Regions from separate parts of the Homo sapiens genome. Here region 2 is linked to region 1. Evidence: chromatin loops called from intact Hi-C (ENCODE). Cell type or tissue: heart left ventricle. All regions are shown on one strand. Each heading gives the region's core, and the rest is flanking DNA. Links, peaks and the distances in the headings are about the cores only. Region 1 holds the start of LOC105377722 (a long non-coding RNA gene). Region 2 holds the start of LOC105377721 (a long non-coding RNA gene).

Region 1 (16,201 bases), core at 3,607-11,606:
CTGCAACCTCTGCCTCCTGGGTTCAAGCAATTCTTCTGCCTCAGCCTCCCAAGTAGCTGGGATTACAGGTGCACACCAATATGCCTGGCTACTTTTTTGTATTTTTAGTAGAGACGGGGTTTTGCCATGTTGGTCAGGCTGGTCTCGAACTCCTGCCCTCTGGTGATCCACCCGCCTCGGCCTTCCAAAGTGCTGGGATTACATGCATGAGCCACCACACCCAGCCTACAGTTTCAGATAGTTTTGGTTCACTTTTAAATTCAAGTCTGTCAGGATCTTGAATCCTATCATCACGAGAATGCATTAAACTACAATCCGTTTACTAACTCTTTCTTCACTATTGCTTACTCAGCAGTGAGAAAGGGGAGCATGTGGGGCAGGAAAATATCTGAGATGAGTAATCTGTTCTTGTATTTGGAGCTCTTCCAAACTCCTGCCAGCTCACACTGTTGTCTAGGGCCCAGCTGATTTCCCTGGTCCTCTAAAAGTCTCTGTATTTATGGCAGGTTTGCTTACGTTTAGCCCAAGTGCCTTCTCCCAAGCATGGAAGATGCTATGAGTTTGTTTCTGTCTAGAAATCAGTTCATCAAGGCAGCAGAGAAATTTGGTTGGAATGGGTGCCCTGAAATTCAGTTTTGTGTCACCAATTGTGGGTATCCATTAGGAACCACTGGAGGCAAACTGAAATAAATCCTCCTCTCTCAAGGAGGCGGTGTTACTCCTGGACCTGGCAGGATGCTCATGTGAGTATGTCCAGCAAACCAACCACTAACAATCCCAAAGATAACAATTTCTTATACTCACACGGTGCTTTGTGTTTAACAAGGCATGTCCATGCCCATGGGTCTCCTTTGATTCTCACAATAACTCAGTTTTAGTATGAGGGAAGACTGGGAAAGTCCAGTGGGCCAGTTTGGGAGTGGCCTTGAATGTCATCCTTGAGACTTTGAACTTTAGTCCATATTCTGCCATTCGCCTCCTTTCATCCAGATCACTGCAGCGGTCTCATTGCAAGCCTCCCTGCCTCCAGGCCTGACCCCTCCATCCATCCGCCACACCGAATGAACAATCTAAAAGGCAAACTTCCCCTTGCCAAACCCTCCTGCTCTGTACTCTTCAGTGGCTCCCCACTGCTTTCAGAACAAATCTACAAAGCTCTTGAGATCTGGCCTCTTTCCACTTCTCCAGTCTCATTTTTCCCCTCCTGCTTCTCCCTACTTTCTTCTTCAGCTGCACTAAACATTCTTCAATTCCTTCACTGAATCTTGCTCCATCAAGCATATATGCATTGCTATATACTTTTCCACATTGTTCACACACACACACACACGCACACACACACACACACACACTCACACTCACTCATGTCTGCTCATCCATAAGGTCAAAGCCGCAGAGTGACCTCTTTTCCATGCCTCCTCTGGACCTGCAGGCCCCGAGCTTGCTTCCAGCTCATCACCTGGCTCACTGGGCTGGGATTGCTCCAGCATTTGCTTCCCTACTAGAATGAAAGCTGTGGGAGGGCAGAGATTGTCCATCTTGCACACCCTTGAGCCTCTAGCACCAAGCACAGTGTCTACACATAACAAGCACTCCATCAATGCTCATTGCATTGAATAGGACCCAGGAAGCTACAGACTGCTTGTTCTGCTATATATCCTGCCAGTTGTTTAAGAGGTCAGCTCATGAGTACTTACTATCTCTCATAGCCTAGGTCTGGGCCGAAATGCAGGGTCAGATGAGAGGCTGCTGAAATAGAATATGAACAGTGCTCACATTTATCAAGTGCTTCACTTGCGCTGTCCCATGTAACCTTCACACAACCCTGCACATTTGGTGCTATTATTAGCATTCCCATTTTGGAGATGAGAAAACAAAGGCATGGAGGGGTGGGCAATTTGTCCAAAGTCACAAAGTTCAAAAGTGGTGACTCTGGGGTTCAGTCCAGGCACTGTGATGCCAGAGATTCTCACCTCTAACTACTATGCAACAGGAACACTGACCTCCAGAAGCTTCCGGGCTGGTTTTTGAGACAAGATAGAGATGCCACCATAGGATCCCAAATGCAGGGGATACCCAGAGAAGGGAAGAAGTGTGACCCACTGCAGTCTCAGAAACCCTGAGATGGTGACAAGCACTGGGAGGGCAATGTAGAGGCTTTTAGGGAACCTGGATACCCCAGACCCCCAGAAGAGGGGTCCCCCAATTTCGCTGTGACCTCAGGGCAGGAAGCAATGCTGAAGCCAAGCTGCCACTATGGGCCAGAGACTCCCGAGAGCCCGGAATGGAAAACAGTGCGACTAAATGTCAGGGTTTCGGGCCCCAGCCAGGCCTGGCTGCCCTATACCGAGCTCTATCCTCCTGCCCTGGAAGGAAGAGCAGGGAGAGATTCCACAGGAGCCCTCAGGAGAGCTTCCGAAAAGGGCCCCCCTGCCAGGGAGCAGGGAGAAGCGGGCGTGCTGGCGGCCAGGTCGGGGCGGGGCAGCCTGGGTCTGTGTGGGGTGGCCGGCAGCCGGGCCACCCGGACACCTCTGACAGGCAATTTCCAATTTCCTATGGAATTAAAGTGTAAAAGCAGAGAGTCCGTCACTGTCTGCTGCCTCCCTGGGAGGGGAGAGAGTTACTGCTGCAGGCTTGAAAAAGCTGAACTGTCCTTTCCCAAACAAAACAGCAACCAAGGAAGTTGGTGGTGGGAGGATGGCTTCAGGGCTCCAAGCTGGAAGTCAGGATGCAGGCTCTTCTGTCTCTACCTGCTTGGATGACCTTGGGCAAGTCCCTTCTTGTCTCTGGGCCTCAGTTTCTTCATCTACGTGAGGAGGCATTGGACAAGAGGATGCCGGAGGCCCCTTCCAGCTCTGAGAGGCCAGCATTTGGTAATAAGGTTGGGTGTGGGAAAAGATGAGGTCTTGGGGGAGAGGGGGAAGGGGCTGGAATCATCGTGGGTTGGAACAGTTAAAGGAACCTCTGTTCAGCCCCAGCCCCAAGGCTCCCAAACCCAGCAGCAGAACTGGGATCCACCCAACCAAAATCAGCGAGGGAAAGCCAAAAGCATGAGTAAGGAGAGGTTGGGCCATAAACATGTCATCTGCACAAACATCCAGCCCCCTCTGGGGTCCCATTGGCCCTGCTGGAGGGAGGAGGCTGCTATTGGGGCCCCCTCAGCCACAACCCCAAGCCTACTCGCTTGGCCTGGGACTCCAGGGTGGAGGCCTGATTGCTTAGAAGGGAAACCTGGCTGTGGACATGCCCCAAGGAGCTGTCAGGAAGGGGCTGGTGGTGGCTCTCAGCGGAAGGGAGGCTTTCCATGCTGATATCAAACAGGATTTTCTGGGATGGTCTCCATTTCAGGTCTGCTGGGGCTCCTGCTTCTCCAGTCCTGACCATTCCCCAAAGCTCTGGAAAGAAGAGCAGCCACTGGACCTTGATCTGTGGGTCTTCACAGGCATTGTAAACACAGTATTCCCCAACACGACTCTTTGTTCTTCCAAACTGTCTTCCTCTGTGGGGTTCCTGGCTTAGGGATGGTACTACCACCTAGTCCCCCAAGCGGGTGTTTCAGAAGTGATCCTTGTTCCTCTTTCTCCCTCTCCATCCACATCTAAGATGTGGCATGTGCCATATCCTGACAACCTGACTCTTTGTGCACTTCCATTGGACTGTTTCTCTCTCTCAATCTCCCTCTCCTTTTCTGGACCTGAAGTATATACAATCCAACTAATTATAATCCAGTTTTCAAATGGCTTGCTTTTTAAATTTCCTTATTTTTTAATAACAAAACAAAAGCTAGAACCATGACAATAACCTGCGTTCACCATGCATGATTCTCCACCCCATCTCCTTGCCCTCCGCCTTCCGAGGGAGCCATCATCCTATGTCTTGTGTCTATTGCTCTGTTGCTTCCTGTTGATAAAATCTTACTTTATGTATCTGTACTCCTAAAGTCTAATTTTATAAATGGGTATTCTGTATGTAATCTTTTGGAATTTACTTTTTGCAAGTGTAGTAGATCATTTCCAAATATGGCTGCAATTATTCCTCTTCCCGCCTCCACATCCCTTTTGCAACATGACTTCGAAGTTCCTTCCATCAAGAGGTGGAGTCTATTTCCCCACCTCTCAAATCTGGGCTGGGCTGATGTATGTTTTGACTAATATAATACGGTGGAAGTGGAATTGTGCCAGTTCTGAGCTTAAGCCTTTGGAGGATCTGTGCTCTTCCATATTTTCCTGGAAACTTTTGAACAAGTCTGGGCTGGCTTGCTGGATGAGGACTGACATGTGGCCCAATTGCCACCATTGTCTCAGCCAACAACCAGTCAACTCTCAGAAGCAGTGCCCCCTAGCTGACTCTCTGCTGACCCTGGACTCATGAGGAAGCCCAGCCAAAACCAGAACTGTCCAGCTGAGCCCAGCCTAGAATACCTACCCACTGAATTCTGAATCAAATAAGTAATTGTTTAAGCTATTAAGTTTGGAGTGGTTTGTTACACAGCAATCACCAGCTGTTACACCAAGATTCAGTCTTTTGTTGCATGCTGCTATGGCTCATTCATTTTCATGGCTGTGTAATATTCCACAGTGTACATATGGTTTATTGGTCCACTTTGCTATTGATGGGCATTTGTGTTTTTGATATTGTGAAAATCGCTCCGTGAACTTTTTTTATACCTGTCCTCTATCGAATGTGTGCAAGAGATTCCTGGTCCTCTCTAACCTCACAGCTACTAGAAACCTTGAGTCAATTCCCCTGACTATCCCAGAAGAAATGATCAAAAATGAAAATCACATCACGACATTCCCCTGCTCAAAATCCTTTAGTGGCTCTCCTCCAGCACGAGGGTAGAGTCCAGCATCTTTACTCAATATTTAAGGCTCTCTGTGGCCGGGTCAGTGCTGGCACCTCTAGCCTTAACGTCTCTTTGACAACAAGCTCTACCACTAAAAATCTGTGAGACGTTGGACAAATTCCTTCCCTTCTTTGTGCCTCAGTTTTCTCTTCGAAAAATGAGACTAGAGACACACTAAGGTGGGCGTATTACTGAGTTAACCCTTACAAAGCTTTAAGACAGTGCTTGGAGCAAAGCATCCCACAAATATTTGCTCTTATTGTTGTTCTTACTGTTGTGGTAAATGGAGTGAAATGGTAAGGCTGATGTTTCCCAGAGTACATCACCCCTCAGAACCTTTGCCCATGTCTGTCCCTCTGCTCAGAAAGCCTGCTCTCTCCCTGCTTACCTGGCAGCCTTGCCTGCTCAGCCCTGTCCTAGTGTCACTCCGTGTCTTTCCTGCTGATTCCCCACTGCCCAGAAGAACTGACCTCACCTTTTCCTACCCCATTGGCCCCTGCATGCATGGCTATCACCGCTCATGTTTGTTTACTGGGCCTCCTTGAGGGCAGGGATGATGGCCCATTCATTTCTGTATCCCAGGGTCTCAAGGAGCCTGGCACAGATAAATTCATGATAAATGCATTGTCAGTGAATAAGTGAATTACCGACCTTCTTTTCCCTGAGCAGTCATTCATTCATCATTCATTCAACCACCATTTACAGAGTCAGCTCCATGCCAGGCACTGCTTTGGCTAAGTGGAGACCTCTGCCTGCAGGATCTCCTGGTCTGTGGGGAGAGACAGATCCCCGTGCGGATGGGTACGTCTCAGTGCAGTCCAGGCTGCCACATGGGAGCCCCCTACCCAGAACGAGCAGAGAGAGCCCTCAAAGAGCCTACCATCACCAAGGGAAAGGAGATTTAGACCTGAGACAAAGACAAAGCTGCCCAAGCATTTGGGGTATTTGAGATTCTGATTATGCACAGGACGGGAGTTTAGAGAGCCACAGAGCTGCCCAATGGGCCGGAAGCTGCTGGCTGCAGGATCTGGGAATGCAGGTGCCATCTTGCTCACCTTGAAGCCCAGCTCAGCCAGGGTCTGGCACAGAGGGGGTGGTCAGCATAAATGTTTGTTGGATACATAATAAATGAGGAGAGGAAATCTAACTAAATAAGAACTGCATTTCAGCCCCACTCTGCCACATACCGGTCAGTGACTACGGCCAGGACACATCCCCTGTCTGGCCTCAGATATTTTCCAACATCCTCTCCAACTCTCACATTCTATGATGATGCAGAGAGGCAGCCTGGACCCTCAGGGTGCTCCTGGACTGACTGTGCGCGTGTGTATGTGAGTGTGCGTGCACACGCAGCACATGGAGGATCTGGATGTAGGAACAAGCGCAAAATATGATAATTATCATTTTGGGAACACTTGTTCTGTGCCAGGCACAGGATGCAAAGGTCTAAGTGCTTCACGTGTATTGCTTCATTTTCCTCTTACTCAAACTGCACAACACGGGTGATGTTGTTACCACCAACCCAAACTGTACAAAACGGGGGATGTTATTATCCCCATTTTACAGCTAGGGAAACGGAGGCTCCTGAGTTGGAATAAATACTCCCACAGATGGTCAGTGGCAGATGTGGGATTCAAAGCAAGATCTGTTGGACTCCAAGCTCTTAGCTGCTACACTCCAGGGCCTCCCACGGGAGTGTGCCCTCCGACTCCAGGGTGCATGTCTTTCTGCCACTTGAGGGCAACTTTTGGTGACAGAACCTGGCTGAGAATTCAGAGATGACCGAGGCCAAGGCTGGGGGGAGCTGGGGGTGGGTGAGTGAAGGGCGTTCAGCTTCACTGCCTCTCCACGCCTCTGTTAACTGCAGCCAAATCCCCCATGTGAAAGACCTGGCTTGGGCTTTCCTGGGCTTGCATGCGAGTTTTTGCTTTGCTCAACCAAAGGGCTTCCTGCGGTGCTCTGGACTGTTCTTTCTGGCCAGGCTAAGGGAGGGCAGAGGTCAGCGGAGGCCCTGCCTTTGGCTCACCCTCCCAGAGGGTGGATTCCCAGCAAGTCTGAGAGATCCTGGAATGGTCTCTCGGCATACAGGCGGGAGTACTGGGATATTTGTTCCCCCGGACACAGCTCCCTCCCTCATGTGCCACAGAGCAGCTTAGAGGGAGCAGCTTAGCACTGGAAACCCAGCCATGGGAAAGGCTGCTACAGGCTGGCCTTTGAAAGGGAGTTCTCTTTCTTCAAGTGCTTAGGGGAGAAAATAAGTGAGAAAAAGAGAGATAGAGGAAGGAAGGAAGGAAGGAAGGAAGGAAGGAAGGAAGGAAGGAAGGAAGAAGAAGAAAAGGAAACGAAAAGGAAAGGAAAGGAAGAAAGGAGAGAAAAATTGACCATACTAGGGGTCTGGTCTGTTGAGTCAAATTTCCTGATGGGCTCATCCCTAATGATGCCTGAAATGGAGGCCACTGTGGGGCTGTTCTTGCAAATGTACTTAGTGGATGGATCGTGGCCTCTTGTGCAGCTGCAAGCTCCCTATTCCAAGGCCCCAACTCAACAGGTCCGATGCTGATTCCAAATAGAGTCACCCTGGCTGGGAGGGCCTTTCTGGGTCCCCAGGGAAAGATTTGGATGGTGGGGACCTAAGATGCTGCAGCTGAAGCTCCTGCCCTTCCAGGAGGGCAGGGCAGTGTCAGGGAGCCTCAGGGCCTTCCTTGCAGGTTCAGGGGCCTCAGGGGGAACATCGCATGGCTCTTCAGAGACTGTCCCTGGAAGTGACCTGAACTCCAGGGACTCAGGCCAGAAGCAGCCTCTTTTGCACACGCCCCTGCCCCTCTAGTGAGGTGTGGGAGTGGGTGGGGAAAAGCCTTGCTCATCCAGGCCTTTGGAAACATCCCGACACACTTTCCTCCAGGCAGGCCGAAGTTATTTTCCAAGTATTTCACTTTCCATTTCTTCTCCAGATCTGGTAACAGGGTGTTCCTGCCCTCTTCCCCTTCCTGACCCTTCTGCCTGGGCCCCGCCCCTGCTGCGTTTCATCAAGTCGACATGCTCTAAGAAAGCCGGCCAAATCTGCACTCAGCCCCACGGATGGCGCAGATGTGTGTGACCAGCCCCCCTCGGCCTGCAGAAGCTTACCATCGAGCCTAGGGGACAGCTATCCAGAGGGAAACAGGCACCGGGGGCTCAGTGGGTCATGGGCTTTGAGGTCTGGCTTCTCTACTGTGTTACCCTGGGAAAGTGTCTTGAGCTCTCTGAGTCTCTACGTGCTCATCTGTGAAATGGGGGTTACCCTATCTCCCTTGGAATGTTGTGAGGTTCAGAGTGGACAATGAATGTGCTTGCAGTCCAGTGCACATCTGGGTTCATACTGGGGACCCAATGCAGCTTTCTGACTTAACTTTCGGAGGTGGAAGTCAACTGTTGGAGATCGCTCTCTTAGGGACAGCCTTTTTGTGTCTTTCTAGGTATGCAGAAGCAGTCCAGGCAGTACAATCAGCCAAAACTGATTATGAATTCTGGTTATACAGCTTCCCAGCTGGGGAACCTTGAGCAATTCATCCACCTCTCTGGGCCCCGGTTATGAATAAAATATAAAAGAAAATGCAGGTAAAATGCCCTCTTCCTCAAGGGAATGCCCTCTTTCTCAAGGGGTTGAGGTCAGGATTAAGTGGCATAATGCAAGCCCTTGGCACAGTGCTTAGCTCGAGGGATGGTGACAAATAGTCATGACTCTTCTTTGATGGCTCAGTTTCCAGCTGCTCTCCCTGAGATGCCATGGGAGGTTCTTGGCTGGGAAGCCAACTGTTTCTTTGTCTAAGAGGGAGAAGATGCTATACATCTTGCTCTCACTTAACCCTGCTCCCTCCCACTCACCACCACCCTTTTTCTTTTTCCAGGCCACATGAGTTTTGCAGAGCAGACGTAGAAAGCAGAGAATGAAAAAAAGAAAAAGAGGAGAGATCTGAAGCCAGAATGGGCGTCATGCAAGAGGCTCTAGAGTTGCAGACAGTTGCAGCCCAGATACGACGTGCAAAGAGAGACATCCCAGATCTCCCACACAGAACTCCGGCGCGCTTTGAAGTGTTGACAACACATAAAATTAAAAGCATCACAATGCGAATTATCACGTTGTTTTTTCCACTTTGATAGCCTCTACAAAGCATTTTATACCGATGAATCAATACAAATGTCTCTTTATAAAGACATTGGAAACAAAAAGATACATTTTTTTTTTTCCTTAAGAGAAACCGACACAACTAACAAAAAGATTTCAGCCCTGGCTTGCAGGATAGCTCTAGGTAACATAGTGAGTTTGTCTCTCCTTTTCACAGTGGCCTTGGAGGTCACTGCTGTCTACTTGCTTGGGTCAATCATTCAGCCTCCGGATGAATGTTCTGCCTGCTGATTAGTCAGCACCATGAGATGAGACAAACAAGCCACAATTGCATTGCTATTGCCTCCTGACTGCACACACATGTGTGTGCACATGTATAAGAATATATACAGTGTGTGTAAATATATAGAGGCGTGTGTGTGTGTGTGTGTGTATTTTGTGGTTTGGTAAAATAAAGCTTGCAAATTAGGATTAATTTATAACTCGTTATAATTGGATTATTGGCTGGGACTCCCTTTATGTTACAGCAGATGGACTTTTGCGTGAAATATTTTCCCTGAGTTGCTATAGAGATGTGCCAAGATCTCTCTGCTGAAGTGATTCCCCGCAGGCCTGTTTGTTGTTGTGCCCGGTGCCGAATCACTTGCAGGCTGAATCACTTACAGCCCTCACAGAGGCTGATGAAAGAGCCCCGGGACCCTGGGAGTCTCCAGCCTCTCAGCTACTGCCACCAGAGATGGGCTGCAAAAGTCATTAGAGCTAGACTGGGGGGTGGGTGGCTGAGCTGGTGGGTGGAGGGGGATGTCCAGGTGAGCCAGGCAGCCACAGGGGAGAGGGCTGCTGTGGGCAAGAAAGATAACTCAGGCTAATCAAAGACCTACTGTATGGCCAGGCACAGTGGCTCACACCTGTAATCCCAGCCTTTTGGGAGGCCGAGATGGGTGAATGGCTTGAGGCCAGGAGTTTGAGACCAGCCTGGCCAACATGGTGAAACCCCGTTTCTACTCAAAATACAAAAATCAGCTGGGCGTGGTGGCACACACCTGTAATCCCAGCTACTCGGGAGGCTGAGACAGGAGAATGGCTTGAACCTGGGAGGTGGAGGCTGCAGCGAGCTGAGATTGCACCACTGCACTCCAGCCTGGGCGACAGAGCCAGATTCCATCTCAAAAAAAAAAAAAAAAAAAAAAAAAAAAAGCCTACTGTAGCTAGATGTAGTTCTAGGAACATGTAGACATTCCATTTATCTGTCTAGTTCCTGTAGCAAGCCTATGAGGGGAGTCCTGTTTTTCCCACTTTTCAGGTGGGGAAAAGGAGGCACAGAAGAGTGAAGCTGTTTTCTCAAGCTACCACTGCAGTGATCTTAGCAATGGTGTCTCCCCAAAATGGGGGTGAGGTGGGATAGATGGGGTACATTTAAACATAGGGTTCTGGGAGAACTGAGAAGCCACAGGCTGGGCGGGGTAGCCAAATTTAGCCCTCTGCCAGTTCCTCTGGCTGTCGGAGGATCCTCAGACAAAACCGCCAAACTCCATCACGCAACTCACAGTCCATTTGGGCAGACACACTCAGGCCTGTCTGATGAGCAACATAAACATGGCCAAGCGCCTCATGAGACGCTGTGGGTCCTGACTCTTGAACCAGAGGCTGAGTATGGGGGCCCCAACTCCCCGATTTCCATCTCAGGCAAAGATGTGAATCAGGCAATGTTTCCAGAGAGCAGAGTTTACAAAAAGTGTGGCCTGGAGTGATGACAAAGGCATGGGCTTTGAAGTCAGACAGACCCAAGTTAGAATCTTGAATCTACCCTTGTCCAGAGCTGTGACTTTTCTCATCTGTAAAATGGGATTCATTGTACTTACCTGGCAGAGTTAGGCTCAGCTCTCCCAGTAGAATGGAAGCTCTCTAGAACAGTGCCTGGCGCACAGTAGACCCTGTGAAATACACATTGAATAAATGAGTATGTTTTTAGTATATCTGGCATGTCATAGGTCTTACTAGATGGTAGAAATTATTTCAATCTGGCACTTTTAGACTTTGGAGCCCATTTTCTTCTTTCATATTGTTAGCTTCCCTTCCTGGGCAGTGTCAAGATCCTGAGTCCTTGCGTCTCTTCCCCAGCCCCTACCAACCCATGTAGACAGGATTCTTGGAGACTACAAACTGCCCAACGTGTTAACCAGTATCTCAGTCCATGGAGATCTCTTCCTAGGATAGCACGTTAGTCAGGACTCTTTAGATGGCAAGGACAGACACTAACTCAATCTGTCTTAATAAATGAACAAAGGAACTTACTAATAGGAGTAAATGGCTTCAGGTATGGCTGAATCCAGCTGCCCAGCTAATCTCTTTACATTTCTTAAATTTATTCTCTTTCAGTTTGAATCCACCTTCAGGCAGGCTCTGCCCTTGTGATGGTAGGATGGCGGCCCAGCTTCAGGACTACCTCTCACCAGCTCAGCACCTTAACAAAAAGAGAACTCCTGCCCAACAGCTTAAATACAAGCCCTAGGACTGCATTTTATTGAATGTATTATATAACGTATTATATAATACTTGGGTCACATGCCAAGCCATATCATGTATCCATCCTGGAAACCTGGAGGTGGAGTCAACCCCACCTAAATCAACATGGTCTGAGAACGGGGAAGGAGCAGTTCTCCAAGGGCAAGGCGGAGGTTCTTGACAGAAGAGGAGAGAGACGCTGAGTAGATGAGAACAGCCAACATCTACCACAGAGCGGAAAACAACAAACTTGGTTCTCATGACAAGCCCAAAAGGTAGTTATGATTCTTCTCATTTTGCAGAAAACAGAAGCACAGAGAGTCTGGGGACCCTGCCCAAGACCACATAGTGTGTCAGTGGCAGATTCAGGCTGGGAATCCCTAAGCCTGTGTTCTTGCCAGGACTTTACAGAAGGAAGTGAGCCTCGCAGCAGGTCATGAACTAGCAGCTGGAAGATACGTGAAAGATACAGATGGGCTCAGAATCCCAGCTCCACAAGGGGAAGCTTCTGGGCCCATGCAGGACTGTTTGTGGTTCTTGCCCTCATCTGTGCCGAGTAGCACAAGTCTCAACATAACTAGGTGCTTGCTTTTCTTCATCTTTCCAAAATCCCAGAGCATGTTGTTGGTCATGTTTGCAAATCTTATAAGCAACTTATAATTTTATTTTGATTGTCTCAAGTCAGAAATAATTTGACCTTGGCATTATTGAGAATCCTATTTTCAAACTTTTTTTTTTTTTTCAGACTCCTTGGTGGTTCTATCTATTTGGAGAAGCCTTTATATCTTCACACACCTGGGATCTTCCAAGAAGGTTTTGGATGAGCACGCCTCAATTCAGTCCTAGAGACCTATGCTGCATTTGTTTCCTTCCCTCTTGGTCCACCTCCAGCCCTCATTCAATTCTAAGTCTCATCATGCCTTTGAAGACTGCCCTGCTAGTCTCAAACCTGTGCTTTTTCCTTTGTTCAATTGTGACCCTGTTTATGATGCTACAGAAAGAACAGCTTTGCATACTCCAGACTTGGTTCCAGGTGTCTGCACTCATAATTTATGTTGCCCTTCAATTTACCTATAGAATCTTGCCTTTTAAGAACTGGTTCCACATAAAGTTTCTAAGGGGCTTTTAAAACTGTAAAGCAATATAAATGATAGATGTTATAAAATCTAAGATCATTTGTCCATGTTATTCTCTACCTGTTGGTTCCTTCCTCATTGAAAATTGGTGTATAGATGGTAGATAGATAGATGATAGATAGATAGGTAGATAGATAGATAGATAGATAGATAGATAGATAGATAGATAGATAGATAGATTTTTATTTTTGGTCTATCTCCTTTACTAAACAGTAAGCTCCATGAAAATATGGATCATCACTGTCTTATTCACCATTATATTCTCAGCATATGGTATTGTCCTGGTATAGAATAGATTCTCAATAAATGCTTGCTAAATGAATGCATTCATGAGTGAGTGAATGAATGAATATGCGAGTGGATGAGTGTGTGGAAAACATGGTCTGGCTTTCCCAACCAGATGAGAAAGCAAAGGCACCGGAGTTAGCTTCAGCTGTTGCTTCCTAGCGATGTGACCTTAGTTTGACCTTTCTGTGTTTCAGTTTTCTCATCCTTGAAATGGGGAAAATACTTTACTGAGGACACCAAAAGATCACCTATGTGAATTCAATGTTTGATATACTAAGCACTCAATAAATATCAGCACTCTTCTCTCTGCCCTTCTTGGAGATTCCATAATGCCTACAATGGTGGTCAAATACTGAGTGTTTAGTGAGTACTTTTTGATGGATAGTTGGATAAGTTTATCAGAGTGATGGTGGCCACATGTTGGGTGTGGGATTTCCATTCTGGCTTGAGAGAAAACTGTGAGATGTGTAACTGAACCAAGAATTCAGGTAAGCACTGGGCATCATAAGAAGTTGGAATGGGGAGGTCGGTCGGGTCTGTGTGCGTGTGCTTGTGTGTGCATGTGTGCATGTGGATATGGGGAGAGGTGTGCAAGGAGAGGACACAGTTATCCAAAGTCCACTGATTCTAGTTCAGAATTTAAAAAGTTAAATTCTAAAAAGTTTAAGTTGAGAATTAAACAGGTACCTGGCAGCCCCTGGAAATTCTTAAGAAGGAAAAATATAGTGGAAATTCTTTTAGCATCTGCATGAAGGACAGACTTGAGCAAGGAGAGGCTGCAAAGCCTGTTCTAGTAATCCAGGAAAAAGAGAGAAAGGACTGGTAGGTATTCAATAAACCATTTTGACATGAAAGGTAAGGTGAGGCGAGTCTTGAAGACTCCTCGGATCCATAAATCAAGAAATCTTTTTTGGGTATGGAGCAAATGAGAAGAAGGGTCCAAATTAGTTTTTATTTTTCCTTCTAAAATTATGTGTGAATTTTTTTATTACAAAATAATACAGCTCCACTATAAGATATAATTAGAAAATGAAAGAAAAAATAATCACCCATAATCCTGTAACCAGAACACCACTGTGACTTCATTTTATGACCCCAAATCTATGACCTTAGGAGAATGAATGAGTCTGCTGTGTTCATGATGGGAACATAGAGAAAGGCTCAGAAGAATGTTAAAGAGAGGCCATTGCTGAGCTCACTTGCTCATTTGCTTATTTGATTCAACCCATAAGGGAGACCTCAATAGCAAAAACCACATCTTGACATTGTGTTGGAATCTGCCAGCCTCTTTATGCAACTCTGGATGTCAACAATGTCAGGTTACCTCCAACATGATCACCAGGGTCCTCTCCATTCCCTACCATATAGTAAGCATTTTAGTCTAGTTTAGTTTTTAATCTTTTTTTGCATCTGCATGTAATCTTCTTTTGGGAGCATTCCTCGCTGTGTGTAGTCCTGGCAATCTGAATTCTTTCTGATATGTGTGTAGGTCAATGGTTGCTTGCCCTGTCCATCTGCTAGATGACCCCCTCCTTTCCATATTCTCCTGTTAGTGTCTGGGAAGGTTGGTTCATCAGCCTGTTGGTCTGTAGGTCAGCTGGCTAACCAGATTTGGGGGAGGCAGACAGGTTAGCCTTACGATCCACTGACTCACTGACAAACCGATCCATCGGTCAATCCGTTGGTCTGCTGGCTGGCCATTAGTCCAACTGTCCATCTATTGGACAGTCAGTCCCTTCATTGGTGTATCAACCATGCCATTGGCTCAACCATCCCTTGGTTATTTCACCAACCTGTCAGCCCATGGGTCAGTCTCTCCATGAGCTTGCTGGCCGGTTAGCTCCTCAGTCAGTCAGTAAGCCTGTCAGTTGCCAGTCGGGCTACACCCCTGATGAACCCCTCCAGCTACTGATCTCAGTCCTCACCTGAGCGGGCAGGGCATGGAGGGAGAAGCTCATTCCCTCTCCGATGAGGTCGTTTGAAGTGCTCTGTCAATTCTTTGGAAACTTTAAATCAAAAGTTATTTATGAGGTACCAGAGTAAAAACAGCCTCGTCATTGTAAATTACTAGCAGCCAACTTGAATTCGCTCATTTTCTTTTAAAATTTTAAAATATTTAGAACCCTGGTTTTTCTCCTTGTCTCCGCTCCCACTCCCTGGGACTGCCCCCTCCTCCTCTGTCATTTGAGGGATTGGTTTTCAGGAGCATGTGACTTCATCAACTGCTCCTGATGCCAACCAGAGGTGCCAAGGTCCATGAAGAGATGAGTCACCCAGCTGGGAGAGGAGGCTATGGGGAGCCAGGCAGGTGCCCAGACCCTGGGCCTTGGGGTTCTGCTTACGTGTTTGTGACCCCAAAAGTAAGGCAGTAGACCAGACCATGGGGCCCTTTTCCACTTGGAGGCCCCTCTCAGACACGGTAGAACTGGACAGATGATTCTCCAGGGATCCAGCAAAGAGGGTTAAGGAGCTGTTTTCCTGTGGACTCTCCTTGCTTTCTGGGGGTGGGGGGAGGCAGAGTCTCTTTAATCTTCAGAGCAAACTTCCTAATGACTGAGAGAGCAGGCAGCATCCTGAGTGCCAGGACGCCTGGGTTCCAGCCCAGCCCATGGCCAAGAGCAGAGGAAGAAGCTAGCTCTTGACCACCGCCTGCCTCCCCACTGAGCCACTCTCTTTCCAGGTTTCTTATGACCACTTCCCTCCCTCATCTCCATCTCAGGCTGTCTGAGTGCTCCTCAACTAATCTCCAAGAACTGACCCCGTGCATGGGATTGAGCTGCCAAGTTAAATTCACTAACAGGCATTTACTCGCTGCTTATTCAGGTCAGGATCTCCTGTCCTCTCCTTCAAAGGGGCACACACTTTCATTATTTAGGTACCAAATATTTATTGAATACTTGCTGCCTCAAAGCACTGGGCTAGGTCTGAAGATACAGCGTTAAGTAAAGCAGGCATTGTCCTTGCCTTCCTGGAGATTAGAGTCTTGGCAGATTTACGCATTAATGAAATAATGGCACAAAAAGGTGTTGAATCTACTGAGATAGACGATTTGACGGAAAACACCAGTGGTCTAGGAGGAAGACTGTAACAAGGCTTAATCTGGTGGGACTTTGGGAGGTCAGGGGCTTCTCTAGGTATATGATTGAGTATGAAGATGAACAGTTATTAAGGTAAAGGGAAAGCCAGGCACAGTGGCTCATGCCTGTAATCCCAGCACTTCAGGAGGCTGAGGCAGGAGGATCGCTTGAGCCCAAGAATTCGGTAGCAGCCTGGGTAACATGGCAAGACCCCGTCTCTACAAAAAATGAAAAATAAAAAAAT
Region 2 (16,201 bases), core at 3,132-11,131, 84 kb before region 1:
TCCAGTTTTTTAAGTCAAATCAGAAATTTTGATACTTATGTGAATTCTCCTATTTTTCAAAACTTGAAAATTAACTTAAAACTAACATTAAAAATCTGAGAAAAAAGCATCGCCAGAAAAGTTAAAAATTAAAAAAACAAAAACAGAACAAAACAAAGCCGGCTGGGTGCAGTGGCTCACGCCTGTAATCCCAACACTTCGGGAGGCCGAGGCAGGTGGATCACTTGAGGTCAGGAGTTCGAGACCAGCCTGGCCAACATGGCAAAACCTCGTGTCTACTAAAAATACAAAAATTAGCTGGGCATGGTGCTGGGCACCTGTAATCCCAACTACTTGGGAGGCTTAGACAGGAGAATGGTTTGAACCTGGGAGGCGGAGGTTGCAGTGAGCCGAGATTGTGCCATTGCACTCCGGCCTGGGTGACAAGAGTAAAACTCTAAAACAAACAAAAACAAACAAACAAAAAAACCCAACCAAAATCCCCCTGGGGTTTTGGCTTACAACCTCTGTGATAATATGTTATAAGGGGCTTGTGGGATGCTTGAGGCTGGGACTCTAACTCATCCTGGGAGTGTCTACAGAAAGGGGAAACCTTACCTGAGACATGAAGGGTGAGGAGAGAGTAGGAAAGAGAAGAGGCAGAAGAGGAAAGCTGAATCGGGCAGTGGCACAGCTTGAGCAAAGGCATGGAGGGCAGAGCTGCAGGCAATTTGCTTTTTTGAGTATCCCGGATGTAACATGGCACCTGTACTACCTACACCCTCCTAATGGAAGCCACCTTAGGGGGCACCAAAGTAGGAGTCTTGGGTTTTTGGGGGTAAAGGGACAGGGAGAGAAGGGACTCCTGAGAAACATACAAGGGAAATCCTTTGTCAAGGTAAAGCGCTAACAAACTCTAGGGACAGATTATTTTCTCTCCAGCTTTAGTTGAGTTTTGCTCTTTGCAGCACTATCTCTCTGTCACGGGCAAAAGCCCTGTTCTTGAGGTGCTTTGGGGAATGAAGAAGTGTGGGCTGTGTTCATGCTTGGGACAAGCAGGGTGGAGCGGAGCCAGCAACTGGTGGCCAAGGTGGCAGAAGTGACCAGGGAACAGCTGACAGTGGGCTTCAGGAGCAGGAGACAGAACACTGAGGGAAGGTAGGCGCCGCTGGGGATCTCCTGGGAAGCAGTGAGGAGGGTGCCGCGTGTCCTGCAGGTACCTGTGGGGCGGGGCTCGAGTGCCTGTATCTGCAGGTTGAAGGGAAGGGTGGCCCCAGCTGCCTCAGGGTCACACATGATGAGATGGCATTTGGCTGGGCTGCCGGGAGGGCCCTGGACACAGTGCGGTGCCACAGAACCCCACTCCACGCCCTGGGCTCTTTCTCTGCCAAGGAAGGTGACTGGTCCAGACTGAGATGGCAAGCCTTTCCATCTCATGAGGCACTCTGGGCGGACTGGCTGTGGTTTTGGATAAATGTGAATTTCAGGCTGCACAGGGTTCGGCAAGAAAGAGTGCCTGAGATGGATTCACCCTGTCAAGGTGCCGAGCGCGGGGACAGCGTCCATTCCTGCCTGTGGACAACTCTACTTCCAAAGGAACAGAAGTTGTCCTTGCTCTCAGGTTCGCCTGACCTAGGTTGTCCCTCCCTCCAAATCTTCAGATGTTTTCCTCTTAGAGGGTCTGACTGTGATCCTCCTCCTCTGGGACCCGGTATCCACGCCCATCAACGGGAAATGCTGATAGTGGTAAGAAAGCCTGCCCTCCCCTATCTTGCAAGATGCCGTAGAGGTAAAATGACATCTGTTGTTTGTGCTTCGATTCCTATAAAAACTTGTTTATGAGATTAAACTCAACTCTGCAATTTTAAGTATTGTGACTTGTGACCTTATAATACACAGATAATACTTAACTTTCTCCACCCCAATTGAATAATTTTGTTTGTCTATTTTTTGTTTTTGTTTTTCTCCCACTTGGAAAAGTATATTCTTTTTTTCTCATATATTTAATGGCCTTTATCTCACAATAATCTGTCCAGATAAACTCTTTTTTGAGACAAGATCTTGCTCTGTCACGTGGGCTGGAGTGCAGTGGTGTGATCACGGCCACTGCAGCCTCGACCTCCCAGGCTCAAGTGATTCTCCCACCTCAGCCTTCAGAGTAGCTGAGATTACAGGCGCATGCCACCATGCCTGGCTAATTTTTGGTAGAGATGGGGTTTTACCATGTTTCCCAGGCTGGTCTTGAACTCCTGGGCTCAAGCACTCCTCCTGCCTCGGCCTCCCAAAGTGAATTTATTTTTAAAATATTATTATTCTTTTCTGACTATAAGCAGAAAAATGCAAACACATTGTAAACATTCCAAAGAAGATGCAGACTTGCAAAAGGTAGGAGACATCTTTAAAATTTCTCTTCCTTTGATATTAGTCTTAGTCTTATATCTTTGTCTTCTATGTCTATGTCTTGTATCTTTAAAACCATCGCATCAAAAGAACCACTATCAAGAGCAGCACATATCTTTTCAGAATATTTAACAAAATATTTGTCTACCTCCCTATTATGTATATATGTATGCTTACATGCACTGCAGACTTTTCTGCAACTTGCTTTAGCTTATAGTCATACCTCAGTATCCATGAGAGTTTGGTTCCAGGATCCCCACGATAACACAATACAAGAATTCTCAAGTCTCAGTCTGCCTCGCGGGAACCTGTGGATACAAGAAATCAGCCCACAGGTTTGGCATCTGCAGTTTGTTGAACCAAGGGTGTGGAACCCGTAGATCTGGGGAGCAGCCTTTTGTTTTAGACATCTTTCACTTCCACTGTCTTCTCCCATACCATATCATCATTTATGTAGTTAATCCTCTCTTGATGGTCATTTGTATTGTTGCAAAATTCCTATCTTTGTGTGTTTGCCCAGTTTTATTTTAGGATGAATTCTAGATGTGAACTTGCTGAATTATCTTCCAAAAATGTTGATTCAATTTATGTTCTCACAATAATATGTGTAAAGACCTGTTTTCTCATATTGTTAGTAGTAATATCAATCTTTTAAATCTTTACTAAAAGGCAGGGCAAAAAAAAAAAGAGAGAGAAAATTCATCTTCTTGTTCAGGTATGGAGTTTTTTGATTATCGGTGAGGTGAAGAATGTTTTCACGTATTCAATGGCCATTTGAAGTTCTCCGTGTTGCATTTGAATGTCATTTCACACATCTGCTCTCAGTAGCATTGCCTTGGTATTGCTCTTAAATATCTGTGGAGAGCTCAGTACAGCATTTAAGGCATAGCAGAGGAATGAGTGAGTGATGAATGAATGAATGAATGAATGAATGAATGAATGAATAAAAAAGAACAGTCACGGCCGGGCATGGCAGCTCATGACTGTAATCCCAACACTTTGGGAGACCAAGGCGGGCAGATCACTTGAGGTCAGGAGTTCGAGACCAGCCTGGCCAACATGGTGAAACCCCATCTCTACTAAAAATACAAAAATTAGCCCAGTGTGGTTGCTGGCTGTAATCCCAGCTACTTGGGAGGCTGAGGCAGGAGAATTGCTTGAACCTGGGAAACAGAGATTGCAGTGAGCTGAGATCGAGCTACTGCACTCCAGCCTGGGCAACAGAGCGAGACTCTGTCTCAAAACAAAAACAAAAACGAAAAAGCCCCCCAATCACTTCTGGTCTCAGAGATGGTACTAGGGGTGGAGAAATTCCCCATTTGGTTTCATTGTTGGAAACAGAATCCCTTAGTCAGAATCACCAATCACTAGGGAAATGCAAATCAAAACCACAATGAGATACTACCTCACACTCATTAAGATGGCTACTGTCAAAAGAATAAACAAAAAACAACAAAAAACTTTCAGAAAATAAGAAATATTGGTGAGGATGGAAAAAAACAGGAACACTTGTGTTGGTGGGAATGTAAAATGGTGCAGCTGCTACAGAAAACAATATGCTGAGTTTTTCAAAAAAATTAAAAATAGAATTTTCATATGATTTTTCATATGATTCTGCAATTCGTCTTCTGTATATGTACCCAAAAGAATGAAAAGCATGGACTTGAAGAGGTACGTGTACAGCCATGTTCATGGCAGCTTTATTCACAATAGCCAAAAGGGGGAAGTAACCCAAGCGTCCATTGATGGATGAATAGATAAACAAACTGTGACCAACACCTACAATGGAATATTATTCAGGACTTAAAAAGAAAAGAAATTCTGACATATGCCACAATACAGGTGAACTTTGAAGATGTTATGCTAAGTGAAATAAGCCAGTCCCCAAAAGACAAATATTGCACGATTCCACGTATATGAGGCACCTAGAATAGTCACTTTTTTTTTTTTTTGAGGCGGAGTTTCACTCTTGTTGCTGGACTGGACTGCAGTGGCATGATCTGGGCTCACTGCAACCTACCTCCACCTCCTGGGTTCAAGTGATTCTCCTGCCTCAGCCTCCCTAGTAGTAGCTGGGATTACAGGTGCCCACCACCACGTCCGGCTAATTTTTGTATTTTTAGTGGAGACGGAGTTTCACCATGTTGGTTAGGCTGGTCTTGAACTCCTGACCTCAAGTGATCCACCCGCCTCGGCCTCCCAAAGTGCTGGGATTACAGGCGTGAGCCATCGTGCCCGGCCTAGAATGGTCAAATTTATCAAGACAGAAAATAGAGTGGTGGTTACCAGGGGCTGGAGAGAGGGGTGAGTGGGGAGTTGCTGTTTAACAGACAGGAGTTTCAGTTTTGCAAGATGAAAAGCGTTCTGGAGATTGGCTGTACAACTGTGTGAATGTATTTAACATTACTAAACTGTACTTAAAGTTGGTTAAGATGGTAACATTTTAAAGTGCATTTTACCAACATTTTTTAAAAAGTTAGTTTCTTCCTGCGCCTGGCCGGGAGAAATGCCCTATTTGCAAGGAGGACTGGCGGCTCTCACATGAGTAAAGGCCTGGCGCCAAGGTCTCCAGAACACCCCCTGCCCACCGTGAGAAGGTGGAACTCGGCACCACCGCACTGGAGCACGCGTTGCCACTTCAGCCACCCAAGCGCCGTGGGGCAAATACTACAATTACGCATTTTGTAAAGGGAGATGTGTTTTGGAAGAATTTATCTGCAGAAATCATAGGACTGGACATTTGGTGAGATTTCCCGAGAAAAGATAAAAAGAACAATAACCCAGGTAAAATGCCAAATCCTCGGTCTGACGTCAGTCTCCAAGAATGACTGCCAAGTGGGCTCTGGGAAATGGGCCACACCCACTCGTGTCCCAGCCAATCAGAAGAGTCCAGGCGAATTCAGCCAACCAGAGCTCGGCATTCCTCTGATGCAGATGCTCTTGATTTCTGCCAAGGACACAACTTTGGGCGCTGGGTTGGAGAAATGATTGTTGGCGGCACTTTCCAAGCATTACCGATTAATTGAAAATGCAAAGCCCACACGATTAGTAACATAATAATTAACATTTATTGAGCACTTACACATCAAGCATGTTCAAACTGCCCTCAGAAAGGTGAAGTAGCCTGCCTGAGGCCACATAAATAAGTGTTGTGGGGGTTCTTGCCCCTGATTGCCCTACTGCCTCTGTGAAATAGTCATTCTCCTCACTGATACTGAGCAAGGGAATTTAGACTGTAACCTGTACACAAAAACTCTTTGAGGTAAGGGTGAGTGCTATCACCACTTTATTTTACATAGCGATTGATAATAAAAAAAAATAAGAGATCTGAAATATGTTTCCTATTGGGAGAGAATTGGCAAAGGCAGAAAACGTGAATCTTGATCTTTCATTAAAAAAAAAAACAAAAAACATCAACACAAAACCACCGCAAAACCGCAAGCTAGCCCATGTAATTATTTAAGAAACGCTCATTGAATGAATGAACTCGTGGGGGAGTAAGAAGCTACAGAGAGACCCACTGGAGAGCCACCGAGAGTGGCAGATGGCAGTGTACAGGAGGACCTGAGGGATGTTTGCTGATGCCTGAGTGAAAGGACAAAAGACTGTGCCGAAGGATGATCCGAGGCAGAAGGTTGTGAGCACTGCGCGCAGGACAGGGAGAGTCAGGGGCTGCACATCCTTTGCTGTGTTGCAGTCAGCAGAGCATTCAGGGCCAGTTCTGGTGCTCTCTGGGTGGCCCCGTGCACAGCACACAGAATTCCCACACTTGCACACAGCGCTGTCTGGTGGGAACACACAGACAAAACGTCCCAAGCTGGTAGAGCCCCACGCATAGCTGGCTCTGCCCATTATCCCAGATACACCCACAAGCAGACAGCTGCACCTGCAAGCACACACACAACACACAACACACACATGCCTGTGAGCACACACACAACACACAACACACACATGCCTGCGAGCACAAACACACAACACAACACACACACGCCAGGGAGCACACACACAACACACACATGCTTGTGAGCACACACACACAACACACAACACACACATGCCTGTGAGCACATATACACAACACACACATGCCTGCAAGCACACACATATAATACACACAAGCCTGCAAGCACATATGCACAACACGGAGCACACACATGCCTGTGAGAACACACACGCCTGGGAGCACACACACACAATACACAGCACACACACCTGTGAGCATACACATACAACACACGCATTTCTTTGTGGGTCTCGTGGACATCCTAAATGAGGAATTCTTTCCCTACATGCCTTTTTGTTGTTGCTGGCTTGATCCCTCCATCACCCACTCACGTTTATTGGGCACCTACAGCGTGCAGGCCCCGCGCTAAACCCTGGGACGTGTCCTCAGGGGCCAGGAGAGAGAGGCCTCAACTCAGGAATTAGGAGAACTCAGGTCAAGGGGGGAAATAGTGTTGGTAAATCCACTGTGTTGCTAGTGGGCCTATTTGGGAGAGCCTGTCAGAGAAGCTACGGGGAGCTGGCTCTGGTTCAGACATCTTCCAGGAACACAGAAAACAACCACATTTTACTAATTATAGCGAGGGAAAACACGCTGCGATTACAGCTAAATTACATTAAGACATAACTGGCTGGCTCGGCCGGCTCTATCTTTCTGGATCAGGTTTCAGCCAAGTTGGGTGGTGACACAGGCGGGGCAGGCTGGCGAGGCCTTGGCCGGGGGAGGGTCCCGCAGCCTCTTTTCCTGTGGGGTCGTGACCCTGGGGTGACAGTGTGGTGTCCCAGGGCCAGTTGCAGCTTATGTGACCAGCAGCTACCCCTCCCTACAAGGGGCTTCCCTGGGCCCCTGGGCTGGAACAAACTGCCCAGAGGGCCGCTGAGTCATCCAGCCCCTCCTCTCCTTTCCCTCCCAGAACTGAGGATCAGAGAATTCAGGGCTGGAAGGAAGGTCTTGGGGCCAAAGCCTTGGTCTTTCGAAGGTAACTGAGTGGGTTGTTTTTTTAAATTCTCTCTCCTGTTGTGGCCACCAACTCTGTCCTTTCCTTCCAGGCCCTGGTCTGCACCTGCCAAGAAGGGCTTGGTACCTGTTTGGGGAAAGAGGGGGTTGAACTCTCCACCCCATTCTCTATGTAATTATTCCCAGAGGGCCCGTGTCTGATTCATGCCCCACAGAGGAAGGAAGGAAGGAAGGAAAGGAGGGACAGAGGGAGGGAGGGAGGGAGGGAGGGAAGAAGGGAGGGTGGGAGTCGAAGGAAGGAAGGAGGCAAGGGCCACCAAGGGAGAGCGGGAAGGAGGAAGGAAGGTGGGGAGGGAGAGAGGCAGGCAGTGATTAATGTAGGAAAGCCAACTTACCGAGCACTTGTGGAATGCCAGGCATCGCCATGCAGTACCTCCTTGAATCTTCACAATGATCTTGAGGGCAGGAGCCCAACCTTAGGGTTCCATGGAGACTAGAGCTGCACACAAGGCAGGTCCTCAACAGTAAATTCAGTAATTCCTTGAGTGAGCAAGTATGTCAGTGAGGTAGGTAATATCACTATTTATAGACAGGGCAGTAACAGCTATGGCATCATGGGGGTGGGGTTCAAATCCACCTTTCCGGCCAGGCTTGGTGGCTCACGCCTGTAATCCCAGCACTTTGGGAGGCCGAGGCGAGTGGATCACTTGAGGTCAGGAGTTCAAGATCAGCCTGGTAACATGGTGAAACCTCATCTCTACTAAAAATACAAAAATTAGCTGGGTTTGGTGGTGCGCGCCCGTAGTCCCAGCTACTCAGGAGGCCGAGACATGAGAATCACTTGAAGCTGGGAGGCGAAGGTTGCAGTGAGCTGAGATCGCGCCATTGCACTCCAGCCTGGGCGACAGAGCAAGACTTCATCACAAAAAAACAAAAAAGATCCAGCATTCTTTGTCTCCAAGGCTTGCTCACTCAGCTCTGCACCCAGGCTTTTCACCTTTCACCTTGTGGTGCTAAGAGAAGTGGCCATTCCAGTGACCACATGACCCCCAGATATGATGGGAGCTTGGTTCCCAGCATCAGTCTTGCCCTGCTTGGCGTGGGATGCCAGGGTGCACTGAGCCCCAGTCCCACCTTTATTCTGCCAGCACTGCGCTTTATATGCACTATCTCATTTAACCCTCACACCACGGGCTGGGGAGGGGGTGGCTTCCAATACCCTCATTTTTTGGATGAGGACCCTGGGGCTCAGAGAAGTAAAGTGGCTTGCCCAAGTTCACACAGCTGCCAACTGGGGGTGCTGGGGTTCCCGTCCTATATGGGGCACCTGGCTCCATACTGTCAGGCCCAAGTTTATAGAATCCCTGAGGGGCCTGGTCTCTGGTCACTTCCTCAGGGCCAGCCTAAAGGCAAGAGCAGGGGGCAGGGTAGGAGGCCCTCTCCTCTCTGAGGAACCCTGCCAGGACTTCTCGCTATGAGGACAGGCTTTGGCCAGGTCCCCAGGGCTCAGCTCAGGAAAAACACACCAGTCTGTGCCCGGTGCCTGTGGAGCTGGGTCCATCCCAGAATCAGGGGCAGCAGGTGGTGTGGCCATGGGCATGAGCAGCAGCTGGGCTGTGGTGTGTTGGCCACTGTGTTCTGGCCTGTTGTGCCGGTGTTTACAGTCCACATTTTTAATAATCTGATGTTATGTTTGGCCCTGAATCCCTTCTGCAGAGCCTAACCAAGGCTTGCCTCCAAGATGGCCTTCTTGTTCCTTCCAACTCTTGCTCTGAAATGAGCTGGGAAGAGAGACTCAGAGGGAGAGGGGAACTGGGAGGTAGCGCGAACTCCACCTGATATTTACAGAGCCCCTCCTGTGTGCCAAGTGCATTTCTTATGTTAATTTTTTTTATTATTATTATTTGAGACAGAGTCTTGCTCTGTTGTACAGGCTGGAGTACAATGGCGCAATCTTGGCTCACTGAAACCTCCACCCCTGCGTTCAAGCAATTCTCCTGCCTCAGCTTCCCAAGTAGTTGCGATTACAGGCATCTGCCGCCACGCCCGGCTAATTTTTTGTATTTGTAGTAGAGACAGGGTTTCACCATGTTGGGCCAGGCTGGTCTCGAACTCCTGACCTCAGGTGATCCACCCACCTCAGCTTCCTAAAGTGCTGGGATTACAGGCATGAGCCACCACGCCTAGCTGCTTATGTTTGTTTGTTTACTTAAAGACAGGGTCTCACTTTGTCAGCCAGGCTGGACTGCAGTAGCATGATCATAACATACTGTTAACTCGATCTCCCAGGCTTAAGCAACTCTCCAGCCTCATCCTCCGGAGTAGCTGGAATCACAGGCACACGCCACCACACCTGGCTAATTAAAAATGTTTTTTGTAGAGATAGGGTCTTACTGTGTTGCCCAGGCTGTTCTCGAACTTTAGCCTCAAGCAATCCTCCCGTCTTAGCCTCCCAAAGTGTTGGGAGGTCCCATCATATCTGGGGGCTATGTGGTCACTGCAATGGCCACTTTCCTTAGCATCCTGAGTCACCTAACCCAGCCTAAGTGCCGCCTTCTTCTTCTTCTTCTCCTTCTTCTTCTCCTTCTCCTTCTCCTTCTCCTTCTTCTTCTTCTTCCTCTTCCTCCTCTTCCTCTTCCTCCTCCTCCTCTTCCTCTTCCTCCTTCTCCCCTTCTTTTTCTTCTTCTTTCTTCTTTTTAAATATTTATTATACTTTAAGTTCTGGGGTACATGTGCAGAACATGCAGGTTTGTTACATAGGTATATACATGCCACGGTGGTTTGCTGCACCCATCAACCCGTCATCTACATTAGGTATTTCTCCTAATGCTACCCCTCCCTTAACCCCTGCCCCGCTCACCTAAGTGCATTTCTTATGTTAGTTTTAGTTTTATTCTATCCCCCACAGTAATCCAGGATGATGTGTTTTTTTCTACCCACTTTATGGATAAAACTGAGGCCCAAAGGGTAAAGCTGCCTGCCTGAGGCCTCACATCCAGGCGTGGTGAGCCTGGGGCCTGGCCTCAGACACGTCCAGCTCCAGAGTCTGAATGTCTCTCGTGATGCATGTTGAGCTGGAGGTGCAGCTGCGACCATGGCTCCCTTGTAAGGATTCATCCACTCTGCATCTTACCCCTTTCCCAGGGGTACCATAAAGCTCTCTTTCCAGCTTTGGACAAGAACAGAGATGAATGGCTATTCTGGAAGCAGAAAAGTCCAGGCCTTGGGCTATCTCTTCTCTCTTATCCCATTTCCATCTTTAGCACAGGGTGCCCAACGCCAGCCTGGGTGGTGGTGTAACTCAGCCATGAAATTAAAGGCGGGGCTTGCAGCCCACTCGCCTGCCAACCCTGTCGGCCCCGTGGCATCAGGGGTAGCAAGGCCAGGCCTATCTTTCTAGGAAAAGGTTCAGTGTGCAGTCAGGCCTGACTAAAGCCATGCAAGGACCGCAATCTCAAGGCCCCCAGCTCCATCCCCTTCTTGTCTTGCTTCTCTCTGCTGTAGTGGTGTGAACAGTGAAATCATATCCCAGCACCAGCACTTACTAGCTGTCTGATTCGGCAAAAGTAATAATATTAACAATTGCAGCGCATTAATTGTGTTTCTGAGACATCACTGAGTACCTTTCATCCTTCTCTGACTGAAACCTCCCAGCAGCCATTTGAGGTGGTAAGGTGACTGTTCCCATCTTACAGATGAGGGATTTGCCTGTAGTTGCACAGCCAGCAAGTGGCAGAGGGCACACTCCTAACTACCATGTCACTCAGCTTTTTATGACTGCCTCTGAACCTCAGTTTTCTTATCTGTAAAATGAGACTGCTAGTTTCAACCTCACAAAACTAGCCTGGCAATGCAACAACAAAAATGCAGGTAAAGTGCTTAGGACAGAAGAGATGCCTGAAAAATGTGAGTTGCCTCAGTCTGTTAGTCATTCGACAAACGTTTAGTGGGATAGATGAAGTCTTGCCCCCATGGAGCTTCCAGCCAAATGGGGAAGACAGTTGCTAAGCAAATCATGACACATAATTGATTGGATGATTTTAAACATGCCCTGGGCTGGTAGGGAGAAGTACAGGGTCAGGTAAAGCCTAGAAGTGGGTAGGGAAGATGCTTGGGGGAACCGGAGATTAGAAAGCCCTGGACCCCAATGGCCTAAGGGAGGGCTTCTATCTAGGGCAGTGGGAGAGGTCCTCAGGGCTGAAGACCCCTGGATGCTTGAAGGTGCAGAGGAATTCTCTCCCTGTCTGTCCCGCAGCAGCTGGGAAACCCCTGGGTGGTCTGATTCCAGCGGCCCAACCTGGAACTGATTGCCCGCGGTAATATTCCTGACCCAGGTAAAAATGTGCCAGTTCTGCAGGCTAGTGTCTTCTGCTGGGACACTGGCAGCTTGCTCAGCAGATGGGGGGACTTGTGTCTGAGGTCTATGGAGGATGAACCACAGCCTAGTCTGCCTTTTGTATCCCGGCTGTGTGGAACCAGCCCAGCCTTGCCGGTTGTTGAGTCAAGAGCGGCCGGGACTTCCAGTTCGAATCCCATCTCTCCTGCTTCTTCCTTCTGAGTGAGCTCTAGAGCCTCAGTGTATCTGCTCTGTGCAAAGGGGATCTTAACACCTACTCTCTGGTTGTTCTGAAGATTTAATAGAAGGTTGAATGTGAAGCTGGAATTAGTTATCAGAGACTTTTTTAAAATCTACAGAAAGCACATTAGTTGTCAGGCACAGTGCCAAGCACTTGACACACATCGGCTCATTTAATTCATATCAATAGTTCCTGAAGAAGGTGCTGGCATTATCCCTGTGTTACAGACAGGGAAACTAAGGCTCAAGAAAAATTCAAAAACTTGGCCAAGGTCACGCAACTAGTGTGTTTACAAAGGGAGAATAAAACACATCAAGAAACTGCAAATGGGCCGGGCGTGGTGGCTCATGTCTGTAATCCCAGCACTTTGGGAGGCCAAGGCAGGTGGATCACTTGAAGTCAGGAATTTGAGACCAGCCTGGCCAACACAGTGAAACCCCGTTTCTACTAAAAATACAAAAATTAGCCCGGTGCAGTGGTGCGCACCTGTAATCCCAGTTACTCGGGAGGCTGAGGCAGAAGAATCGCTTCAACCCGGGAGGCGGAGGTTGCAGTGAGTCGAGATCGCACCACTGCACTCCAGCCTGGGTGACAGAGCAAGACTGTCTTAAACAAAACACAAACAAGACAAAACAACAACAACAAAAGAAACTGCAAATGAATAAAACCCACAACTACAATTTCTCATCTACCCACTAGGTACCAGACAATTTGCGTATGAACCTGGATCTATCTGCTTGAACAGTGACTTTTCTACTTTGGATCTAGGGCCTTTGTCGGGTGGTGGTAGGGAGTCCCGGGACACCAGCTTCATTTGACCCCGGCCTTGCAATCACAAAGAACTGTAGATGTAGGCTTTCGACAGCCTCTTCGATTCAGATTACACATGCTCTTAGGATTGCCAGATTTAGCAGATTCAAAATATGGGACATCAGGTTAAACTTAAATGTCAGATAAGCATCCAATAATTTTTTAGTATAAGTATGTCCCAAATGTTGCATGATATATATTTATATGAAAGCATTATTCACTGTTTATCTTAAAATAAGTTTAACTGGTCATCCTACATTTCATCTGGCCACCCTATATCCTGTCCCAGAACCACCTTGATGGAATTCATAGTAGGCGATTTCACCTTGATGAAATTTGTCGTGTTATCAAATTGTCTGGACTGTAGTGCTCTATGGGTTGGTATCTTTCTTTATTTTTTGTTTTTTTGAGACAGAGTCTCACTCTGTCGGCCAGGCTGGAGTGCAACGGTGTGATCTCGGCTCACTGCAACCTCTGACTCCTGGGTTCAAGCAATTCTCCTGCATCAGCCTCCCAAGTAGCTGGGATTACTGGTGTCTGCCACTACGCCCTATTTTTTTTGCCACCACCAGGCTATTTTTTTTGTATTTTTAGTAGAGACGGGGTTTTACCATGTTGGTCAGGCTGGTCTTGAGCTCCTGACCTTAGGTGATCCATCCGCCTCTGCCTCCCAAAGTGCTGGGATTACAGGCGTGAGTCATCCCACCCAGCCTAGACTGGTATCTTTAAAAAGTCCTGAAATTACCCTGGGGATATCTTACATTTTATGGGGATTGAAAACCTTTAATTTGTTCAGAGCTAATATTTAAAACAGGCTACCGTGTTTTGTAATTTTACTTTGACATTTTCGGTTGGCAAACTGTGGGCCTACAGGCCAAATCCAGTCCAAAATAAAATATATTCATTTTAAAAAATGAAGTTTTGGCCAGGTGCGGTGGCTCACGCCTGTAATCCCAGCACTTTGGGGGGCCAAGGAGGGTGGATCACGAGATCAGAAGTTCGAGACCAGCCTGACCACCACGGTGAAACCCCGTCTCTACTAAAAAACACAAAAATTAGCTAGGTGTGGTGGTGGGCGCCTGCAATCCCAGCTACTCAGGAGGCTGAGGCAGGAGAATTGCATGAACCTGGGAGGCAGAGGTTGCAGTGAGCCGAGATCGTGCCATTGCACTCCAGCCTGGGCAACAGAGTGAGACTCCGTCTCAAAAAAAAAAAAAAAAGAAGTTTTATTGGAACACAGCTGTACTCATTCATTTACATATTGTCTCTGGCTACTTTTGCATTACAATGACAGAGTTGGGTAGTCTTACTTACAAGCCCCAAATACTTACTTTCTGGCCCTTTATAGGAAGTTTGCCAGCTTCTCTGATGTGTTTCCATTCATTGTTGTTTTCATTCATGTTGACCAGAGCTTGCACTTATAATCGGTATCTAATTTACAGGTAGTTCTTGCATGTGGAGTGGTGGAATGGGGTCTGGAGTTTGGGCCACACTGAGATGCCATTTCTCTGATCATCATACCTGATGCACAGTGGGTATCTGTGGGAATGAGTCCTCCCTTACCTTTTTTTTTTAAAAAGATATATTTTATATAATTAAATTGAGACAGGGTCTCACTATGTTGCCTAGGCTGGTCTTGAACTCCCGAGCTCAAGCGATCCTCCCACCTGGGCCTCCCAAAGTGTTGGAATTACAGGCGTGAGCCACCACACCCCTCCTTTATGTTTTTATCAAATTCTCTCTACCTTTTTTTCTTGGAGAGTCCCCCAGTCACCCCTCCTCCCTCCCGTGGAGGTCTGCTCTGTAAATTCAAAGCAGGTTTTTGCTGCATTTTGAGCCTGTCTGCTTTCTACAGATTTCACCTGGCTAAAAATAGTCACATGTATAATTCCTCGATTAAAGTCTTTAGCCGTTGGGGGAGGTCTGCACCCTGGTCCGGGCAGCCCTCCATCTCTCTAGTTGACAACCCTGTCTGCCTGCTAACTGGGGTGCAGAACTTGTGGAGTTCCCATCCCTGGGGCTCGGTGTTCAGCTGGGTTTAATCTCAGCGCTCCTTGGAGAGGGTCAGCATGCAGATTGGAAACAGGAGAAGTGCAGGTTCAGACAGCGGCATCTGGGAATTCACCCACTGCCTGATGCTTTATACCTGCCTCTCTTCCCCAGATCCAAGGAGACGGCCCAGGGTCATCTCTTCTGCCTGAATAGCTGAGAGGAGTCCTGCAATCTTAGAGCCATTTTCCCAAGAAACCTGACCTAGAACATACTCTCTCTTAAGATTCAAATAAACTGTTGTCAAGAACTGTAAAAGGTCTGAGATTTTTATCCTACTTGTATACAAGTTAACAAGTTAGCCTGCATTGTTTCATGGATCCTGGCAGAAGACACAATATTCCGGGGTCAGAGACAAGGACATTCTTTTATATATATACATATATATAAAAGTATATATATATACATATATATAAAAGTGTGTGTGTGTGTGTGTGTATATATATATATATATATATATATATAAAGTTTAAGTTCTGGGATACATGTGCAGAACGTGCAGGTTTGTTACACAGGTATACACGTGCCATGGTGGTTTGCTGCACCCATTAACCCGAGAGAAGGACATTCTTATTCACAGTACCGTAGGCAGCATGAGCTTCATTGACGGGGATGACGTGGAGGGGTCCAGGTGGAGGCTGCACATGCTGTGTGTTTGTGTTACAGAGGAGGGACCCTGAGTTAGGGGAACCGAATCCTTTATAATGGTCAGGAAACTGACTTGACTTTTGTCCTAGGGAAGACTTTTTCTTTGTTATATTGGACATTAGACAAACCTATGCTTTGGTCTGAAGGGAGATACTGTGGTGATCTTCCAGGGCTGTTCATAACATACAAACAAACTTGAAGAGACAATGCCTCTGTTCCCAAGATGTGCAGAAAATCAAGAGACTCAGCCAGGCATGGTGGCTCATGCCTGTAATCCCAGCTACTGAGGCAGGAGAATCACTTGAACCCAGGAGGCGGAGGATGCAGTGAGCTGAGATCATGCCATGGCACTCCAGCCTGGGTGACAGAGCAAGACTCTGTCTCAAAAAAAAGGAAAGAAAATCAAGAGACTCACTGATAGTTGTCTACCAACAACTCAATTTATTTTGCTTGTTTTTGTATATAAAATGAACAGTGTTCACAATTGTCATTAATTATTGCAGGCTTTATGCTTGCAATGATACATTACCCTTTAACTACCTGATAAGATAAAAAATCCCACAACGCAATTTTCACTTCAAGTTACAATTAGAATTATTTCCTATGTTTAAAAGTAAATGTTCAGGGCCAGGTGCAGTGGCTCATGCCTGTAATCCCAGCACTTTGGGAAGCCAAGGTGGGAGGATCACTTGAGCACAGGAGTTTGAGGCTGCAGTGAGCTACGATTGCACCACTGCCCTCCAGCCTGGGTGACTCTAAAAAAAAAAAAAAAATT

Evidence for each region. Hi-C counts contacts between places; a loop is a spot of excess contacts. Peaks named below come from ENCODE experiments on the same cell type or tissue, not always from the same donor. Only the 100,000 strongest peaks of a DNase experiment are listed, where the experiment ranks them.
Region 2: it touches region 1 in a loop (2.0-fold over the local background); 4 of 110 quality-filtered maps call a loop at or near these places.

What each region holds. Positions count from the first base shown.
Region 1 is chr5:171,571,471-171,587,671 of GRCh38, forward strand. LOC105377722 (a long non-coding RNA gene) reads right to left here and starts at 11,455. Exons shown (of 3, transcript XR_941214.2): 1 at 11,247-11,455; 2 at 10,814-10,885. LOC107986392 (a long non-coding RNA gene) reads left to right here and starts at 2,613. Exons shown (of 2, transcript XR_007059047.1): 1 at 2,613-2,873; 2 at 8,734-8,957. It overlaps LOC124901134 (a long non-coding RNA gene), which reads left to right and starts at 11,548. Exons shown (of 2, transcript XR_007059048.1): 1 at 11,548-11,731; 2 at 12,202-13,183. In heart left ventricle, for the core only: no CTCF peak of the experiment used is centred there; DNase peaks (open chromatin) are centred at 6,839 and 7,891; H3K27ac peaks cover 2,352 bases.
Region 2 is chr5:171,487,718-171,503,918 of GRCh38, forward strand. It overlaps LOC105377721 (a long non-coding RNA gene), which reads right to left and starts at 7,869. Exons shown (of 3, transcript XR_941213.2): 1 at 7,738-7,869; 2 at 2,603-2,687. LOC105377720 (a long non-coding RNA gene) reads left to right here and starts at 7,079. Exons shown (of 3, transcript XR_941212.3): 1 at 7,079-7,364; 2 at 14,172-14,260; 3 at 14,893-15,036. RefSeq lists an enhancer at 5,916-6,763. In heart left ventricle, for the core only: no CTCF peak of the experiment used is centred there; DNase peaks (open chromatin) are centred at 7,114 and 8,910; H3K4me3 peaks cover 467 bases; H3K27ac peaks cover 2,146 bases.